Linked DNA regions of Homo sapiens: region 2 is linked to region 1. Evidence: read pairs that join two places in POLR2A ChIA-PET (ENCODE). Cell type or tissue: B cell. All regions are shown on one strand.

Region 1 (5,000 bases):
TGCGGTGGTGCACGCCTGGAGTCCTGGATACTCAGGAGGCTGAGATGGGAGGATCGCTTGAGCCTGGGAGGCAGAGGTTGCACTGAGCAGAGATGGCACCACTTTACTCTGGCCTGGGTGACAGAGCCAGACCCTGTCTCAAAACAAAAAAAACACAAAACAAAAAACACACATTTATACTTAATAATAAAAAGCACGGCTGTGCGAGGTGGCTTATGCCTGTAATCCTAGCACTTTGGGAGGCCAAGGCGGGTGGATCATGAGGTCAGGAGTTCGAGACAACATGGGCAACATGGCGAAATCCTGTCTCTATTAAAAATACAAAAATTACTAACACGGTGAAACCCCGTCTCTACTAAAAATACAAAAAATTAGCCGGGCGTGGTGGCGGGCGCCTGTGGTCCCAGCTACTCAGGAGGCTGAGGCAGGAGAATGGTGTGAACCTGGAAGGCGGAGCTGAGATCGGCCCTGGGAGTGGGCCGAGATCGCGCCACTGCACTCCAGCCTGGGTGACAGAGCAAGACTCCGTCTCAAAAAAAAAAAAAACAAAAAACAAAAATTAGCTGGGCATGGTGGTGCATGCCTGTAATCCTAGCCACTCGGGAGGCTGAGGCAGGAAATTGCTTGAACCCAGGAGGTGGAGGTTGCAGTGAGCTGAGATCGCGCCACTGCACTCCAGCCTGGGTCACAGAGGACTCCAGCTCAAAATAAATAAATAAATAAATAAATAAATAAATAATAATAATGAAAAGCACATGGCATCATCAAATGCCAGGGTGAGAGAGACTGAATTAACTAGGCTGTGAGTTCAGGCTGGATGGGTGGGGCTCTGAGCTACCCCCCATGCCCGCCCCTCTTCCCCCCAGCTCCCCCTGCCACTGCCTTGGCCACCTATCCTCACCTCATAGCTCGCAGCGCGAGGCGATAGGCCAGGTCCGGGTCATGAGGCAGCAGTGCGGTGAACAGGTAGCGGGCACAGGTGTGCATGGGCACGCTCTCCCGGAACAGCACCTCCCCAAAGCCACTGAAGGGACCCCCTGCAGGAACAGCCTGAGCTCAGTCCCCAAGTGTGGGCTCGCCTCTGCCCTTCCCCAGGTCTCACTAGACCCCAGGCTTTAAGTAGAGGGTGGGCTGGCCCCTGGGTAGAGTGGCTGTGGCTAGATGGGTCTCTGGGGTAGGGGTTCAGGTCTGAGACTGAGGCAATCTCTGGGTAATCCAAATAAAAGAGGAGGCCTGGCGCGGTGGCTCACGCCTGTAATCCCAGCACTTTGGGAGGCCGAGGCTGGCGGATCACGAGGTTAGGAGTTCGAGACCATCCTGGCTAACACGGTGAAACCCCGTCTCTACTAAAAATACAAAAAAAATTAGCCAGGTGTGGTGGCAGGCGCAAGTAGTCCCAGCTACTCGGGAGGCTGAGGCAGGAGAATGGCGTGAACCCGGGATCGGAGGGTGCAGTGAGCCGAGATTGCGCCACTGCACTCCAACCTGGGAGACAGAGCGAGACTCCGTCTCAAAAAAAAAAAAAGAGGAGGCAGGGGACCACGGCTCATGCCTGTAATCCCAGCACTTTGGGAGGCCGAGGCGGGCAGATCACTTGAGGTCAGGAGTTTGAGACCAGCCTGGCCAACATGGGGAAACCCCATCTCTACTAAAAATACAAAAATCAGCCGGGTGTGGTGGCGCACGCCTGTAATCCCAGCTACTCGGGAGGCTGAGGCAGAAGAATCACTTGAACCCGGGAGGCAGAGATTGCAGTGAGCCGAGATCGCGCCACTGCACTCCAGCCTGGGTGACAGAGTGAAGACTGTCGCAAAATAAAAAAGGAAAAAAGGAAAAGGAAAAGAAGAGACTCCAGGCACACTCGCAGGTGAGGAGCAGGACTCAGATACAAGGTGGGGCCAGAGGGTGGAGGTGGGGCTGCACCTGCCTTGGGGAACGGGACCAGCGGCCAAGACCAGCAAGTCCGATAGCGTAGGGGGCCTTGAAGGGGCAGGGATAAACGGCTCCCTGTAGCGCTAGGGGACGGAGTCTCACAACACACAGGTCAATAGGGCCTGGCCATTGGCGGGGCCAATGAGGAGCAGGCCGGGACAGGGGCGGTGTCTAAGTTGCGGATGAAGGTGGGACGCCCTCGCTTTAACATCAACCACTTGGCTCACTGGCTCCCGGGAGGGAAGGGGGCGGCGCCTCAGCACACGCAGCAGTTGCTGGCTGGCAGCACGCACTAGGTGGCGGGAAAAAGAGCTGGCTCTCTCCTTTTAGAAACTGCCAAGGTATGAGGGGACAGTATCACCAGGAGGCGGGGCTAGGGGCGGGGCTGGGGCGGGGCCTCCCATCTGGCAGCAACCGGGCCGCTACAGGACCAGGGGCTGGACCCTACCCTTCAGCAACAGCCAGGCCTAGGGGCGCGGCCTCACCTTCCAGCAGCAGCCCCGCCTGCTTGCGCAGCACCTGCACCAACCGCTCATCCAACTCCACCTCCTCCAGCAGGGCCAGCAGCTGCTCCTCGTTGCGCACCACCTTGTCCTGGGCGTACAGCCCCTCCGGCAGGGCCCGCTGCTGCCCCAGCCCCAGCAGTGCCACCTCCAGCGCCAGCACCAAGTAGGACTCCCCAGGGCTCCCGGGCACAGGCACGTGCTGGTAGGCCACCTTCCGCTTCTCGGGGCCTGAGTCTGGGGGAGACAGGGCCAGGGCTGCTGGAGACGGATCCCCTTCCCTAAGGTCCCTGTAGCCCTTGGCCTCAAGCATGGAGACCTGGGCGCAGGGTAGGCTTTAGAGGGAGCCCAGAAGCTCCCAGCACTCACGGGGTTGGGGGAGCGCGGGAGCCCCACCTTCTAGCAGCAGCTAGGCCTATGGTGGCCTCACTTTCAGGAGAAGCTAAGCCTATTGGCTCTGGGCACTGGCCAGAGGAGGTAGCCAAGGGTAGGGGCGTGGCCAAGGGTCAGAGTCTGGGAGTTACCTTATAGGGGTACTGGGCCAGGGGGCGTGGCCAACGAGGCGGGGTTGTCCCACCTCCTCCAAGAGTACCCCATGTGAGTACCTGGGTAAAGGGTAAGTGTCTCCTCCTCCAGACGACAGGCCTCCAGGAGCGCCCTGCAGAGGCAGCCAATGGGGTCCAGGGGGTGCCCCACCCATCCTTCGGTGTTGGTGATGCAGGTGGAGCCCTTCTGGAGCAGCTCTGCAGGTGGAAAGAGGGGGCTCAATGCCCACACACCTGCCCAAGTCTCTAGGAGGGAGGGATATTCCTCTTCTTGACCTGCCAGCCAGCCTAGCCCCATAATGCCCACCACCTGCTCACCCAATGGTCACCTTCAACTTTTTTTTTTGAGGTGGGGTCTCGCTTATTGCCCAGGCTGGAGTGCAGTGGCCCAATCATAGCTCACTGCAGCCTCTGGAGCTCAAGCGATCCTCCTGCTTCGGCCTCCCAAAGGGATTACAGGCATGGGCCACCATGCCTGGCCACTGGACGCTTTCTAAAACACCCGAAGTGTCATTCCCCTCCTCATTGCCCTTATTCCCTCTCCACCTCTCTGAAGATAAAGCCCCAACAGCCTTTAGGGCCCCCAAGGACCAGTATGAAGTTTTTCCATATACTGGTGACCTGCCTCATCTGGAGGCCAATCCTCCAGCCTCGTCCTCCAAGCCACGTACTCTCTTCCCTCCTGGCTGCTGCTCATGGTGTTCCTTCTATTCTGAGCACTTCCTCCATCCCCTTCTCCTGGGTAACTCCTGCACATCCTTTTTCTTTTTTTAAATTTTTTCTGAGATGGAGTTTTGCTCTTGTTGCCCAGACTAGAGTGCAATGGCGTGATCTCAGCTCACCACAACCTCCAGGTACCTCCCGGTTCAAGGGATTCTCCTGCCTCAGTGTCCTGAGTAGCTGGGAATACAGGTACGTGCCACCACACCTGGCTAATTTGTTTTGGATTTTTAGTAGAGATGGGGTTTCACTATGTTGGCCAGGCTGGTTTTGAACTCCTGACCTCAGGCACTCCACCTGCCTCCACCTCCCAAAGTGTTGGGATTACAGGTGTGAGCCACTGTGCCTGGCCATGCACATCCTTAAATACTCAGCTAATTAGCCACCTGGCTAATTTTTAAAATCTAGGGGCCTTTCACTGATGCTGCCAAGCCTGGTCAGAGCTCTGCTCGGGTCCCAGGGCCCCCATGTTTCCTCCACGACACACTTTTCTTCGTTCAATTTCCTGATAGCTGATCCATCAACCCCATCGACTAGCTCTCTCAACTGGTGGCCTCCCTCCTGTCCCCCACCCCCATATCTAGTACACAATGTGGTTTTTGGGGCTCATACAGCCTCCTTCCCTCCCTCCCTTCCTTCCTTCCCCTCTCTCTCCCCCCATCTCTCTCTGTCCCTCCCTCCCCACCTCTTTCTTTCCTCTTCTCTCTCTCCTCGCTCTCCTCTCTCTCTCTTTTTTTTTTTTTAATTTTTTGAGACGGAGTCTCGCTCTGTCACCCAGTCTAGAGTGCAGTGGTGTAATCTTGGCTCACTGCAACCAACCTCTGCCTCCCAGATTAAAGCAATTCTCATGCCGCAGCCTCCCTAGTAGCTGGAAATACAGGTGTGCGCCACCACGCCTGGCTAATTTTAAAAATATTTTCAGTAGGCCAGGCACGGTGGCTTACACCTGTAATCCCAGCACTTTGGGAGGCTGAGGTGGGTGGATCAAAAGGTCAGGAGTTCGAGAAGAGCCTGGCCAACATAGTGAAACCCCATCTCTACTAAAAACACAAAAATTAACTGGGTGTGGTGGTGGGTGCCTGTAGTCCCAAGCTACTCAGGAGGCTGAGGCCGGAGAATTGCTTGAACCTGGGAGGCAGAGGTTGCAGTAAGCTGAGATTGCGCCACTGCACTCCAGACTGGGCGAAAGACCGAGACTCCATCTCAAAAAAAAAAAAAAAAAAAAAAAAAAAAAAAATTTCCAGGCACGGTGGCTCAAGCCTGTAATCCCAGCACTTTGGGAGGCCAAGGCAGGCAGATC
Region 2 (5,000 bases), 140 kb before region 1:
TTGAGGTCAGGAGTTCAAGACCAGCCTGGCCAACATGGTGAAACCTTGTCTCTACTAAAAATACAAAAATTAGCCCGGCGTGGTGGTGTGCACCTATGATCCCAGCTACCCAGGAGGCTGAGGCACGAGAATCGCTTGAACCCACGAGGCGGAGGATGCAGTGAGCTGAGATCGCGCCACTGCACTCTAGCCTGGATAGAGAGAGATTCAGTGTCAAACAAAAAACAGAAAAAGAAAATGAAACGTGTTTATCAAAGCAGTGTTTGCCCTTTCTGTGCAGTGCCCTCCATATTATCTATTGTGTTCTTTCGTTTTTAAAAAAAAAAAAAAGGCCTTTCCTGGCACGGTGGCTCACTCCCAACATTTTGGGAGGCAAAGGCAGGAGGATCACTTGAAGCCAGAAGTTCGAGACCAGTCTGGGCAACATGGCGAGACCCTGTCTCAATAGTTATTTTAAAAAATATAAATAAATTTCAAAGAATATTGTGCCCTGGTCAGAACACAATAAATTGAATTTTGGGGGGCGCTTGTGAGTGGACACCCAAAGTTTGAAGGTCCCGATCCTTCTGTGTCCCAACAAAAGTAGCGAGGCACATCCCTCCTTTTTTAGGAAAAAGGAAACAGGCTTAGGGAGGTTGCAGCGGGGTGGGGCCAGGGCTGGCGGGCTGGGGTTCCTTGGAAGCAGCAAGCCCCTCAATCCCTGCACGCAGGTGGCCGCGGCTGGCGCCTTCGCGCAGACACTGCGGCGCTACACGTCGCTCAACCACCTGGCGCAGGCGGCGCGCGCTGTGCTGCAGAACACCGCACAGATCAACCAGATGCTGAGCGACCTCAACCGCGTGGACTTCGCCAACGTGCAGGTGAGCGCGGGGCGGGGCGGGGCGGGCGAATGAGGGGCAGCCTAACGGGGCGGGCCAGGCGGGGGTGACGGCGGCTGAGCCCCGGGCGCCCGCCCACCCTCTGTGCCCCAGGAGCAGGCCTCGTGGGTGTGCCGCTGCGAGGACCGCGTGGTGCAGCGGCTGGAGCAGGACTTCAAGGTGACGCTGCAGCAGCAGAACTCGCTGGAGCAGTGGGCGGCCTGGCTGGACGGCGTGGTGAGCCAGGTGCTCAAGCCCTACCAGGGCAGCGCCGGCTTCCCCAAGGCCGCCAAGCTCTTCCTCCTCAAGTGGTCCTTCTACAGGTGCGCGCGCGGCGGGATCGGGTCCGGGCGGCACCAGGGAAGGCCCCGCGTCCCTGGGGGTCTCAGGTGCTCTTCTACGACGACCCGAGCCTGCAGGCTGGGCGGGCAGGCTGGGGCCCTGGGCTCATGTGCCGGGAAGGCTGTGCGGGATCCAGCCTGAGTCACTGGGCTGGCGCGAGGCCCGGGCGCATCGCAGCGGGGAGGGGGAGAGGGGGTCGGGCCGGACGGGGCCTGACGGTCTCCTCTCCGTCTCCATCCCCAGCTCCATGGTGATCCGGGACCTGACCCTGCGCAGCGCCGCCAGCTTCGGTTCCTTCCACCTCATCCGGCTGCTCTACGACGAGTACATGTACTACCTGATCGAGCACCGCGTAGCCCAGGCCAAGGGCGAGACCCCCATCGCCGTCATGGGCGAGGTGCGCGAGGCGGGCCACTGGGGGCGCGGGCGGGGCGCCAGGCGGCGGGACCCTCACCCATTTTCTTCTCTTCTTCCTCCAGTTCGCCAATCTGGCCACCTCCCTGAACCCCCTGGACCCCGACAAAGGTAGGCGAGGCGTGTTCCCACCCAGGGCGCGGGTCCCGGGGGTGGCGGACAACGGAGGGGCTCGGGAGGAGGAGGAGCCCGGGGGCGTTGCCACCCCGCCCCGAGCCGGACTTGGTCCCTGTGTTCCAGACGAGGAGGAAGAAGAGGAGGAGGAGAGCGAGGACGAGCTGCCGCAGGACATCTCACTGGCGGCTGGCGGCGAGTCACCCGCGCTGGGCCCGGAGACCCTGGAGCCGCCGGCCAAGCTGGCGCGGACTGACGCGCGCGGCCTCTTCGTGCAGGCGCTGCCCTCCAGCTAAGCCCTTGGCCTCCCCGCCCCACCCGCCCCCGCCACCCCTCCACGCCAGGGTCCCTCAAAGCTTCTGTGGCTTCGTGGTCACTGCTCCAGCCTCAGCCAGGGCAGGGAGGGGGACTCCGAGACAGGGAAGACCGGGGCCCTCCTCCCTTATGGGGCCGGCACAATCAGTGGGCTGGGCGGAGCCGCAGCTGCAAACTCTGACACAAAAGACGTGCCTTAAGGAACCCGCCGCGTGCCCAGGTGCCCCGCGGGGCATCCAGCTCGGCCCCTTGGCCGCCCCCCTCCCAGGCCCCAGCGTCTTCTCCCCAGCCCCGTCCTCCCACCACCCCAGGGGGCAGGCAGGCAGGCCCCCTCCCGTGCGAAACTGTTAACTTATTCAGCTCGCTGGCTTTGCACAGCCTGTCCTGGGCCCAGCCCTGAGCCCCGGGCCGGCGCAGGTGGGCGTCACCTGGGGACTCCCCACTGTCAGCAGCAGCCCCGGGACACCCTACCCCCAGCAACCCCACTGCTTCCCCTTCTTGGTATTAAGTGCAATTAAAGCCGTGGGTGTCGCATCTTCTCCAGCGCTGGGCCCTCCCTTGCCCCCAAGCTCAAGAAGGGGGCACTGCCCGGCCCGGCTGTGAGGAGGGCGGCAGGGGGCACGGCCTCCAGCTTCCAAAGAGCAGCGAGCCGCGGAGCCGGGGAGTGCCCACAGACCCCAGCCCCCGCGCCCCCGCCCTCCGCCGCTGGTTTGTAATGGAACCTTTTCTGTGCCCCTATCTTCCCGGAGACCACGCTTCTCCTCCGTGCCGTGCGACCCCCACCCCATGACTATTGTGCGATTCGTGAGCGCCGCCCGAGCGGAGTTGGTAACTTGTTGGGTTTTTTTCCAACCATCATGGCCTTATCTGTTCCAGTTTTCTCAGTGTTTTCAGCCTGTGAGATAGATGTTTATGGCAAGAAAAAGGAAAAAAAAATGGAAATCTGACCTATTGTATAAAAATCACTATTTTGTGTGCTCCGCGTGCTATAGCTTTTGGGGCGGCCCTGCCCAGTCCCCGTGCCCACGGGGCTCCCTCTCCCGGTGGTGAAAGTGTCCACACGTGTGGTAGTCTAGTGTGCCGAGCTGTTTTCTACCTTTTTGTAGTCTTTCTTAAAACAATAAATTCCGCTGTGATATTTGCCTACTGCTGACTCGCCGGGCCTTGGTGGGGGCCTTGGGGCGGGGGCTCCAGCTGGGCCCCAAGCTGCAGTGACAGGACCTCAATGAGGTTCAGAAATTAAAACATTTATTACATGAAGAAGAACGGAATGGGGATGGCCAGGTTGCCGGCCTGGGTGGGGAGGCTGGGGGCGGGCAGGGCAGGGGGAATGGGGTCCATTCGACCTCCCCGAGGGCAACGTCCACAGCTGTAGCCGAGAAAAGGGCAAATGCACGAGGGGCCAGGCCCATGCCCAGCTCGGGGTGAAGGCGGGGCACTCAGGCTGGTGGGGCAGGGGGCGCCCTCTCTCTGCCCCTTCCCAACTTAAATAGGCATAAATAAAAAGCGTCCAGACCCTCAGGCCAACAGAGGCTGCCCTGCCCAGCCCCGTTCCGCAGGCTAACACTAGTGCCGGTCATCAGTCGGTGGGCCAGCCGGCCAGGAAGAGGCCACCCCAGGAAGGGGGCCGGTCCCAGGCCACGGAGGTAGTTGGAGTCAGTGTCCGGGGCGGCCTGGCCCTCACAGCACGATCCACGTATATCGCTCGCTGTCCGCCAGAACCTTCAGGGAGCACCCTACAGGGACAGGTGGAGACAAAGCATAGAGCCCCTGCCTGCCTGGCCCTGCGGCCACACCCTCCACCTGACTTGCTTCTGGCCCAGAAGGTTCCAGAAGGCAGGGACCCTGCTGAGTTGCCCTCCACCTCTAGCCTGCAGCTACCCAATAAATGTAGCGTGAATGAGTGACCAGCCAGGCCATGACTGGTGGGAGGCTCCCAGGCCCCACACTTTCAGGGCTGCTGAGCTGGGCCTGGCCTGGGCTGCCCTCTCCTCACCAGCCTTCCCACCCATTTCATCAGCGCTCAGGAATCAGCTCCTGGGTGAGGACAAGTGTTCCTGGTGACCCTGACCATCACGGGGTCACCGAGCCCCACCTTTGTGCAGCGCCTCATTGGTCATCCTGTTGACGTAGCGGCCGCTGCTCTCCGGCACCAGCCACTTCATGACCATGTCCACGCAGCTCTTGCGGTAGGAGCTCCAGACACTGCCGCTGCGGGGCCAGGGGGTGAGTGGCTCTCGTCGCCTTGGCCGCGCCCTGACCCTGCCCCCCAGCCCTGCCTCACCTGGTCTGCCCTTTGACCTCAGTCAGGTCGCCTACACTGACTGTCTCGAAGATCCCTGTGTTGAGGTCCCATGCCACCTTGAGGCTGGTGTGATAGGTCTTTGGTCTACAGTGGAGAGGGACATAGGACAAACGCTGGGACAGCCGGGCTCCTGAACCAGGCCCCAGGCTACCCTGAGGGCCTTTTGTCTTTGGAACAGCTATGGAGGGGCCCAGCCAGGTTGTGGCACAGGGAGAGCCTTCTCACGTCCCCACACCCCCACCGTGAAGTGTCTGCCAGTGGCCCCCCTAGTGGACAGAGAGGGCAGGATCCCCGCGCTCACCGGAGCTGGCCCTCCTCAGTGGGGGACGGGAAGGCCAGGAGCAGCAGGCCAATGTTGATGAGGACCTGGTTGGTTTCTGGGCAGACCTGGGGGTGGGGGTGGATGATGCCAACTGTTGAGGGCGACCCCAGAGTACAGGAGGCCCTGGGCCCACCCTGCCCGCCCTGGGCCCACCTCCAGAATGACGATGTCATAGTCGCTGAAAGAACAGAACTGATGGCCCCAGGTAGCGTCGTGGCGGATGACCTCATTGATAACATATTCGAAGTCTAGTGTGAGCTGCTCCACTGTCAGGTACTGGCCCTGCGGGTGAGTGGGTAGGCGCAGGGGACGGTGCCAACTGCCCCCCGGC

Evidence for each region. Peaks named below come from ENCODE experiments on the same cell type or tissue, not always from the same donor. Only the 100,000 strongest peaks of a DNase experiment are listed, where the experiment ranks them.
Region 2: POLR2A ChIA-PET joins it to region 1 with 6 read pairs; 4 of 35 experiments call an interaction of 5 or more read pairs at or near these places.

What each region holds. Positions count from the first base shown.
Region 1 is chr19:13,815,394-13,820,393 of GRCh38, reverse strand. It overlaps ZSWIM4 (zinc finger SWIM-type containing 4), which reads right to left. Exons shown (of 14, transcript NM_001367834.3): 8 at 3,041-3,178; 9 at 2,418-2,672; 10 at 902-1,037. It overlaps LOC107985334 (a long non-coding RNA gene), which reads left to right and starts at 2,552. Exons shown (of 4, transcript XR_007067143.1): 1 at 2,552-2,640; 2 at 3,792-3,892. RefSeq lists enhancers at 1,135-1,802, 1,803-2,471, 2,564-2,693, 2,472-3,139. In B cell, no CTCF peak of the experiment used is centred here; DNase peaks (open chromatin) are centred at 2,233 and 2,913; H3K4me3 peaks cover 607 bases.
Region 2 is chr19:13,959,718-13,964,717 of GRCh38, reverse strand. DCAF15 (DDB1 and CUL4 associated factor 15) reads right to left here. Exons shown (of 13, transcript NM_138353.4): 9 at 4,823-4,951; 10 at 4,649-4,734; 11 at 4,327-4,431; 12 at 4,138-4,253; 13 at 3,269-3,778. The coding sequence ends at 3,723. It overlaps RFX1 (regulatory factor X1), which reads left to right. Exons shown (of 21, transcript NM_002918.5): 17 at 711-860; 18 at 972-1,180; 19 at 1,443-1,596; 20 at 1,679-1,724; 21 at 1,854-3,188. The coding sequence ends at 2,023. Among named protein-coding and RNA genes, the nearest start is that of DCAF15, 9.7 kb to the right of the region's middle. RefSeq lists an enhancer at 4,554-5,000. In B cell, a CTCF peak has its summit at 4,602; DNase peaks (open chromatin) are centred at 2,367 and 4,497.